2 separate regions of the Homo sapiens genome follow, and region 1 is linked to region 2. Evidence: chromatin contacts called from ENCODE Hi-C or POLR2A ChIA-PET data. All regions are on one chromosome and are shown on one strand. Each heading gives the region's core, a stretch centred on a gene start or an enhancer-like site at or near the end of the contact. The rest is flanking DNA. Distances are from core to core; before and after follow the strand shown.

What was found. Hi-C counts contacts between places; a loop is a spot of excess contacts on that map. ChIA-PET counts read pairs that join two places held with the same protein, here RNA polymerase II (POLR2A). Pooled maps may share reads with other maps.
Region 1: a pooled map shows a loop between it and region 2 (10-fold over the local background). The contact joins the promoter of FN3KRP here to the promoter of CYBC1 in region 2. A Hi-C loop is called at or near these places in 1 of 168 maps with a recorded cell type or tissue (B cell), 5 of 37 single-sample maps with no recorded cell type and 13 of 50 pooled maps. POLR2A ChIA-PET finds 5 or more read pairs at or near these places in 3 of 52 experiments (Caco-2, HEK293 and activated CD4-positive, alpha-beta T cell).

The regions. Positions count from the first base shown.
Region 1 is chr17:82,714,754-82,719,300 of GRCh38, reverse strand. FN3KRP (fructosamine 3 kinase related protein) reads right to left here and starts at 2,595. Exons shown (of 6, transcript NM_024619.4): 1 at 2,405-2,595; 2 at 244-395. The coding sequence starts at 2,545. LOC101929552 (a long non-coding RNA gene) reads left to right here and starts at 3,048. Exons shown (of 2, transcript NR_136400.1): 1 at 3,048-3,734. RefSeq lists silencers at 2,269-2,358, 2,439-2,518, 2,539-2,778.
Region 2 is chr17:82,448,209-82,452,428 of GRCh38, reverse strand. CYBC1 (cytochrome b-245 chaperone 1) reads left to right here and starts at 1,677. Exons shown (of 7, transcript NM_001033046.4): 1 at 1,677-1,729; 2 at 3,137-3,259. The coding sequence starts at 3,175. RefSeq lists silencers at 1,617-1,976, 3,287-3,336 and an enhancer at 2,607-2,866.

The DNA of each region.
Region 1 (4,547 bases), core at 1,346-3,845, 270 kb before region 2:
GAACCACTTGGTGGAAAAGAAAGCCAGCTGGGGGCTGGTGTGAGGGTGCACCTGCTCAGATGCTCAGATAACAAAGCCAGCCGGGGCGGGGCATGAAGCCAGCTGGGGGGTGGTGTGAACACACACCTGCTCAGATAATAAAGCCAGCCAGTGGGTGGTGTGAAGACACACATAATAAAACAAGGTGTGAAGACACACCTGCTCAGGTAATAAAGCCAGGTGGGGGGTGGTGTGAAGATGCACCTGCTCAGATGCCTCATGTCCATGTGCTCCATCACCAGCACGCTCCCGCCGCCTGGGGCATCCAGAACCTTGATGGGCTTGGGCACTTTCACCGTGTTTGTTTTCAGGATGGCAGTTAAACTTGCCATCTCACCTTCAAACATTCTTCTGGCCTGTCAGAAAAATACGAGAGGAAGTGGAAATACAGGGAGGCAAGGTTACTTCCGGAAGGTTCTGTAGATATGTTTTCCTCTAGCATTACAACTTCAAACCAAGACTATCCTGACTGAGGATTCCATACACATGGACAGTGTTTTCAAACACACTTGCCAACAGGGTAGGCTACAGGTTCAGAGGCTGTACTGGAAGAAGAGGGCTTGAGCTTTCCAGTGTTGGACTACACTTGTGTGCTGTGGTTGAATTGGGAGGTTCTCTGGAGAGAGGAAAATCGAAGGCACTAATATTCCACTAAGATCCGGCAACAGTGGGACTGTGAACATGGGTTACCTGTCAGTGTCCTCAGACGACACCTCAACTGCAGTCCTGTTCCACCTACAGGACACAGACTCACCCGACCTCTCAGGTGCAGGCGGCACCCTGGCTGCCTATGCCAGTGACCTGGGGTCACTTTTCACCTGAAGAGACCACCAAGTTCCATGCCACCTCCTGCCCAGCACTGGAAACCACCTCATCTTGAGATGCCGTTTCCATCCAACTCCCCGGGACCACAGCAACTCCTCCCTTGGGTCCCCCTGGCTCACCACACAGCAGTGATCCCTAGAGTAGAAGTCAGAGCCAGCGGCCTTTCCTTTCCTCCTGCTACACACACCACTGCCCTGCCTGCTCTCCCATCCTCATCTGGGGCTCCACCCTTACACACACAGACACATAACACACACACACAACATATACAGACACACAACACACACACAACACATACAGACACACAACACACACAACATACGACTTACAGACACACCATACACACACAACACACAGACACACACACACAACATACACAGCAGTGATCCCCGCAGAACAGGTCAGGGCCAGCGGCCTTTCTTTTTCTCCTGAGACACACACCACTGCCCTGCCCACTCTCCCATCCTCACCTGGGGCTCCACCCTTACACACACACAGACACACAATACATACACACAACATACAAACATTACAAACATACACACATACAACGTACACACACACAACATACACATAGACACACACACTCTCCTCGTGCTCCTGACTTCCAGCTGTCTTCATCCTTCTTTCAGTTCTTCAGAGTCCCCACCTCCTCAGCCTCAGAGCCCCACCACAGCTGCCATGTCACCGCTGCTAGGAACACTCTTTTTTTTTTGAGACGGAGTCTCATTCAGTCACCCAGCAGGCTGGAGTGCAGTGGCGCGATCTCGACTCACTGCAACCTCTGCCTCCTGGGTTCAAGCGATTCTTCTGCCTCAGCCTCCCGAGTAGCTGGGATTACAGGCGCCCGCCACCACGCCCAGCTAATTTTTGTATTTTTAATAGAGACGGGGGTTTCACCTTGTTGGCCAGGCTGGTCTCGAACTCCTGACTTCGCGCTCCACCCACCTCTGTCTCCCAAAGTGCTGGGATTACAGGCGTGAGCCACCGCGCCCGGCCCGAGAATGAGTCTAACAGAAGGACAGAGCATGCCAGGGTGTGGTGAGGCGCAGCAGCTGGCCTGGGGGCAGCACCTTCGCCCCGTTTCACAACGTACTGACCGAGGCTCACGGGGGATGGACACCTCCAGAGTCACTTAAGCTGAGGACTTAAGCAGCTTCCCCGGCTAGAACGACCCCACTTAACCAGCACCGCAGGGCAGGAACCCCGGGAGCAAGACTGCAGCAGCCAGTCCCGCCCCATTTCACGTAGCGCCCCCGAGAGAAAGTTCACGGAGAACAGGAGGTGTGGGGCGGCCGCGGTTCCTGCTCCGGACAGTTCCCCGCAGGTGCAAACTCCTCCGGACGCCCCGGACGCTTCCGCCGCCCCCGTTCACCGCTCGCCCCGCGCAAAGGGTTCCCCGCAAGGGGCGGCGGCGGCAGTCCCGGGAGAGCCACCCACGGCCTCCGGCGGGAGAAGCCCAGGCCGCGCCCCGCGCCGAGGCCCGCGACCCTCTCCGGAAAGAAACCGGTCCCCCGGCCCGCCCGACCCGCTGCCTGACCTCCGCCTTGGGGTTCACTTTCACGAACACTCGTCCTTGATCCGTGTCGTAGCTCCGGCCCTGGCTGATGCACCCGCCCCCCGAGTGGCCCGTGGCCCTGACAGAGCTGCAGCCCAGCTCGCGCCTCAGGAGCTCCTCCATGTTCCCGCCGCGGCCGCGGACCCGCCCCGGATCTGGCGGAGACTCGAGAGACGGCGGCCGAGCGGGCAAACATGAGTCCGCGCGAGGATTGGGCGGGGGGCGGGTGGGGGCGGGGCCCGGCCGCAGAGACAAGCGCTAGGATTGGGTGGCGGGAAGGGGCGGGCGTGGCCGCAGAGATGAGCGCTGGGATTGAGGGGCGGGAAGGGGAGGGGCCGGGAGGCAGGTAGGCGCGGGGGATTGGGTGGGGGTGAGATGACGTCAGGGGGCGGGGCCTGACCGACCCCGACCCAGACGGTTTGGGTTCAACTCTCCTGCACAAAATAAGTGGAAATGCTGATGGAAATAGTTAGAATATATTTTCTAAAGAGCTGACCCACTAGCAAGGGGCATCAGCCCAAGGTCTGGGTGCCGGGAGCCCAGAATGTTAAGATTGCTTTCGCCCGGGCGTTTGCTGAACCCGAGGAACAGAGCTCCTGATGTGGGGAGTGGCGGGCGCGCTCGGGGTGCACGTGCAACGGAGACACCGCCCCTAAACCTGGGGCCCTGAGGCTAACAGCTAACAGTGGCCCTGCCGTTACGGCCAGTGTCAGGTGCCAGCTGGGCTGGACCAGGAATTCCCAGAAACCTGGCAAGGCATGATTTGGGGTGGGTCGTGCTGAGGGCCACACCATCCGCTTCCCCGCTTCTGAGGCCTTCCGACCTGGGCTGAGCCCGGCTACCCGAGTCCCGGGGTCTCCGGCTCACAGACTTCTCGGCCTCCGTAATTGCAAACGCCAGCTCCCCCAGTCCATCTCCTGTCCTGGATCTACGTCTATATCCTACTGGATCCGTCTCTCTGGAGAACCCTAATACAGCTGTCAACACAAGGATGAACTAACTACAAGAAGGCCTGAATAGGAACTCTCCCAGGGGACGAAGAGGTTTCAGCCTTCAGCAAAGGATGGTTCATAGAAACCGTTCGCATAGTCGGCCCTCCACGGACTGCAACCCTAGTTAATATTACCTACAGTAAACAAAAAATTCAAGTATAGATTTTAGTCTAAAGCAAATAGGAAATGTCGCTTCCCTGGACGTTGGGAGAAGCAAACACGAATCCTCTCCTGAGGCCGGAAGCGGTGGCTCACGCCTGTAATCCCAGCACTTTGGGAGGCTGAGGCGGGCGGATCATTTTATAACTATCTATTAAATGGTACATATGTGTGTGTTCACGCACTTTTCTGTGTGTATACCGCATTTCATAATTTTAAAAAGCAAAAAAGATTAGCGGGGCGTGGTGGCGGGCGCTTGTAATCCCAGATACTCGGGAGGCTGAGGCAGGAGAATCGCTTGAACCCGGGAGGCGGAGGTTGCAGTGAGCTGAGATCCCGCCATTGCACTCCAGCCTGGGTGACAAGAGCAAAACTCCGTCTCAAAAAAAAAAAAGGCAAAAAAGAACAGATGAAAATCCGCAGATGGTAATAGATAAATCAAGGAACACATTAGAGAAGAGTGAGAGAATTAAAAGGTGCTCCAAAGGCGGTGGAGTGGGTGAACCACTCCCTGTATGCTCCTCCCCTCGGGCCAGGGCCTGCGGATGTCCCTGTTTTAATCTGTGGCCTTGACCGTTTGGACATTTTAACTCCATGCCATGAACATGAAGATTTTCATCAGAACTATGCCACCGTTAAGTTTTTGTTGAGAAACTTTTTTTTTTTTTTTTTTGAGATGGAGTCTTGCTCTGTCGCCCAGGCGGGAGTGCAGTGGTGCAATCTCAGCTCACTGCAACCTCTGCCTCCCAGGTTCAAGCGATTCTCCTGCCTTAGCCTCCTGAGTAGCTGGGATTACAGGCGCACACCACCATGACTGGCTAATTTTTGTGTTTTTGTGGAGATGGGGTTTTGCCATGTTGGCCAGGCTGGTCTCAAACTCCTGACCTCAGGCGATCTGCCTGCCTTGGCCTCCCAAAGTGCTGGGATTACAGGCATGAGCCACTGTGCCCGGCCGAGAAAGCATTTTTAGGAGT
Region 2 (4,220 bases), core at 428-2,927:
ATCAACAGAAGGGAGTTTTTAGGTTAAGATAAGGGTTTGTGGAGACCAAGATTTCCATTAAGCAGAGGAAGTCTCCAGGTAGCAGGCTTCAGAGAGAATAGATTGTAAGTGCTTCTTATCAGAGTTCTCCCTGAAGCAGGAAAAAGACCTGGAAAGGAACGGGGATTCGCTACAGAATGTAGATTTTCTTCACAAGGGACAGCTTTGCAGGGCTATTTCAAAATAAGTCGAAGAAATTTAATGTGGGGTAAAGTACTTCCATTTCTTCCAAGGCTTCCTATCTGTCATGTAGTCCTATACCAGAGTCAGGCTGGAATTTGGCGTCATTGCTACAGAGTCTACTTTGTCAACTTCAAGATCTGTTTTTGTTTTGTTTTGTTATTTTTTATTGAGATGGAGTCTCACTCTGTTGCCCAGGCTGGAGAGCAGTGGCACGATCTCGGCTCACTGCAAGCTCTGCCTCCCGGGTTCACGCCATTCTCCTGCCTCAGCCTCCCGAGTAGCTGGGACTATGAGCACCCGCCACCACGCCCAGCTAATTTTTTTGTGTTTTTAGTAGAGATGAGGTTTCACTGTGTTAGCCAGGATGGTCTCAATCTCCTGACCTCGTGATCTGCCCACCTTGGCCTCCCAAAGTGCTGGGATTACAGGCGTGAGCCACCGCACCTGGCCACCTCAAGATCTGTTTTAATGTGAATGCTGGTCAGCTGTGTGCCTGAATTCCAAAAGGGAGGAGGGAGTGAGGTATGTCTGTCTCCCCCTTCCCATCACTGCCTGAGCTAGTTTTTCAGGATAACTTGGGAATGCTCTTGGCCAAGCGGAAGGGTCCATTCAGATGGTTGAGGTTTCGAATTGCTGACTGTATCCTTGTAGAATCCTTTAGTACAGTCTTGTCTTCCACATTTCCAGTAATTCACTCTAGAAGCTTGTTCACATTCAGGTTAAATTTTTTCTGGCAAGACTACTTCATAGTGTTGTGTACTTCTGATATCTAACTGACCTTTTTGCGATGTTAATTAGCAGTCATTGATGACATTGCCTAGGTCCGTTAATTCATAGGGTGATGTTTTAATCCTACTGTTTCTTCTTCATTTATTAGCGGGAAAACTTCTATAATGAGAAATTCTTCTCATGCAGTATTTGGTTACTCTGCTGTAAATTTCATAAAGGCAGGACAAATGCTTGATGCTTTCCTTTTATTAACCAGGCCACAAACTGGGGTGAGCTTACCAGCATCCTCCAAAGGTGAACAGAGTTAAAAAATACATTATTATGAATTACAGACTGGAGCATCTGAGGATTTTAAATTCACTCGAATTCCTGTTCTTATTCATGCTCAAATCTTCTTTTTTGGCAATGAGAACCGCTTCAGTTTCGCTTCTATGTTAGCAAGACGTTCATAGTCCTTGGTAAGTTCTTTGCTGTCGGATACGTTTCCCCGCACGTTTCTTTTTTTCAAGAAAACTGGCTTCTTTAGCAGGAACCACCCGCCTCCTCCTGCGGCTCCGCCCGGATCCCGGAAATCCGCTCGGCTCCGCCCCATCCAGGAAATGCTTGCGGCCCCGCCCCAATCCCGTAAGCGCGCGCGGCCCCGCCCCCAATCCCGGAAGCGCGCGCGGCCCCGCCCCCGAAAGTCGGCTCGGCTCCGCTCCAATCCCGGAAGTGCGCGCGGCCCCGCCCCCGCCGGTTCGCGTCTCTCTGCTGCGGCGCGGGGACCGCTGTGCTCTCGGTAGGCGGCTGGGCTGGGTGGGCTCCGCACTTCCTTCCCGCTCCGTGCCGCGCGTCCCGGCACCCTTAGGCCCACTCCGGGAGGGGTCTGCGTCCTGGGCCCGCCTGCCGGCTGTTCCGTGTCCCGCCGTGCCCGTCGCGGGCGGCCTCGCGCCTGTTCCGCTGCAGGTTGGCCCCGGCGGCGGGAGCGCCCCCGATCCGGACAAAGAAACGAGCGCTCGGTGCGACTAGCGGCGCGGGCGGCTTTGCCAGCGCGCGTGTGCTTGTGTCCGCGAGTGTGCGTGTGTGTGTGCATTTGGATGTGGAATGCCGGGTGTTTCGGGAGCAATGAGGCAACTGAGGCCCGGGAGGGAGCCCAGTCATATACCAGCATCTAGGATTGGTTTGTGTGATTTGAACCCACTATTTTTTATTTTTTTGAGACACGGTCTCACTCTGTCACCCAGGCTGGAGTCCAGTGGCACGATTTCTGCTCACTGCAGCCTCCACCTCCCGGCCTCAGGTGATCCTCCCAGCTCAGCCTCCTGAATAACTAGGACCACAGGCGTACACCACCACACCGGGCTGTTTTATGTATTTTCTGTGGAGACGGGGTTTCGCCACGTTGCCCTGGCTGGTCTTGAACTCCGTGACTCAAACAATCCGCACGCCTCGTCCTCCCAAAGTGCTGAGATTACAGGCCTGAGCCACCGCGCCCAGCCTGAACCCCCTACTTAATGTCAGAAATTTGATTTGACTTCACAGGGAAAGCCCTGAGAAACTACCAGAACGGGGTCCCTGGGGCCAGTGTTGGGAGCGTACGGTGAAGTGGCAGGGCTGCTGCGCCCGTGCGGAACTCCGCTGTGGAAGATTAGCCCCTTTGGTGACTCGTCGGTTCTGGCCGCTTTGGGACCCTCTACTGTGCAGTCTGAACTTTCAGCAGGTGGAGGAGGGCAGAGAGAGAGCTGAGATCGTTGGTCCATGCCAGTGCGAGAGCCAGTACGGCCGGAAGCCATGATGGGACTTTCAGTTCCTTTCTTGGTGGAGGCCAGCACAGGGGAGAGGGGGTGCCCACAGATGCTAGAAGCTTAAAGGCTGCTGGGGGCTAGCGGCCTCAGGACATAAGGTTTCCAGACAGGACGGGGCAGGTGGTGATGCAGCTGTAGCTCGTGAGTCTGAGCGGGAAACAGCCCCCGCGCAGTCGGTGTCGCTGTGAACGGAAAAGGGCCTTCCTTACACAGGAAACGGGGTCTCTGGGGGATCCAGTGACGTGCCCAACCACAGAGACCAGGTGAGACTGGCTGATGGTGTCTGGGGCTGCAGGTGACTTAGTTGGGGGACCTGCTCTTGGCCTCCAGACTGGGCCTGATGGCGTGGGCGCCTGCCTGTGTGCAGGCCCAAGGGCTCAGCTGCCTCTGTCTGTTCCCAGACCCCTCCTCCTGTAGAGAGTGGTGCTGCCCTCTCGGGATGTACCTGCAGGTGGAGACCCGCACCAGCTCCCGCCTCCATCTGAAGAGGGCTCCAGGCATCCGGTCCTGGTCCCTGCTGGTTGGTAAGGCTCTCCACGTCCCTCCCCAGAACCCCAGAACCGGAAGCCTGACTTTCAAAAAGGATGAAAATGAAACAAAATATTTTCTCTTTTTTCTATTACCTTGAAATCTAATGGCTATTTTGTTTCTTTGTATCCATTCAAATTCTATCTGGTGTACTTGGTTTTACAGATAATGCATGTCTGTTTTGTCCCCTTTTAATCACTAACACCCAGCGTATTTAATATACTCTATGAGCTTTTCTGAGGTCACCATATTTTCCTTTGTACTTGTTTTGAACCACGTGATGGGTGATCGTGGGTTCCCATGTCTCCTCCTCCCTGGTCCTCAGACCTCTTCGTAGGACTCACAGTCCACTAACCACGTGATGGGTGATCGTGGGTTCCCATGTCTCCTCCTCCCTGGTCCTCAGACCTCTTCGTAGGACTCACAGTCCACTAACCACGTGATGGGTGATCGTGGGTTCCCATGTCTCCTCCTCCCTGGTCCTCAGACCTCTTCGTAGGACTCACAGTCCACTAACCACGTGATGGGTGATCGTGGGTTCCCATGTCTCCTCCTCCCTGGTCCTCAGACCTCTTCGTAGGACTCACAGTCCACTAACCACGTGATGGGTGATCGTGGGTTCCCATGTCTCCTCCTCCCTGGTCCTCAGACCTCTTCGTAGGACTCACAGTCCACTAACCACGTGATGGGTGATCGTGGGTTCCCATGTCTCCTCCTCCCTGGTCCTCAGACCTCTTCGTAGGACTCACAGTCCACTAACCACGTGATGGGTGATCGTGGGTTCCCATGTCTCCTCCTCCCTGGTCCTCAGACCTCTTCGTAGGACTCACAGTCCACTAACCACGTGATGGGTGATCGTGGGTTCCCATGTCTCCTCCTCCCTGGTCCTCAGACCTCTTCGTAGGACTCACAGTCCACTTAGCCTCCCGTCCTCCATCGCTACCCACCAGTAGGGTC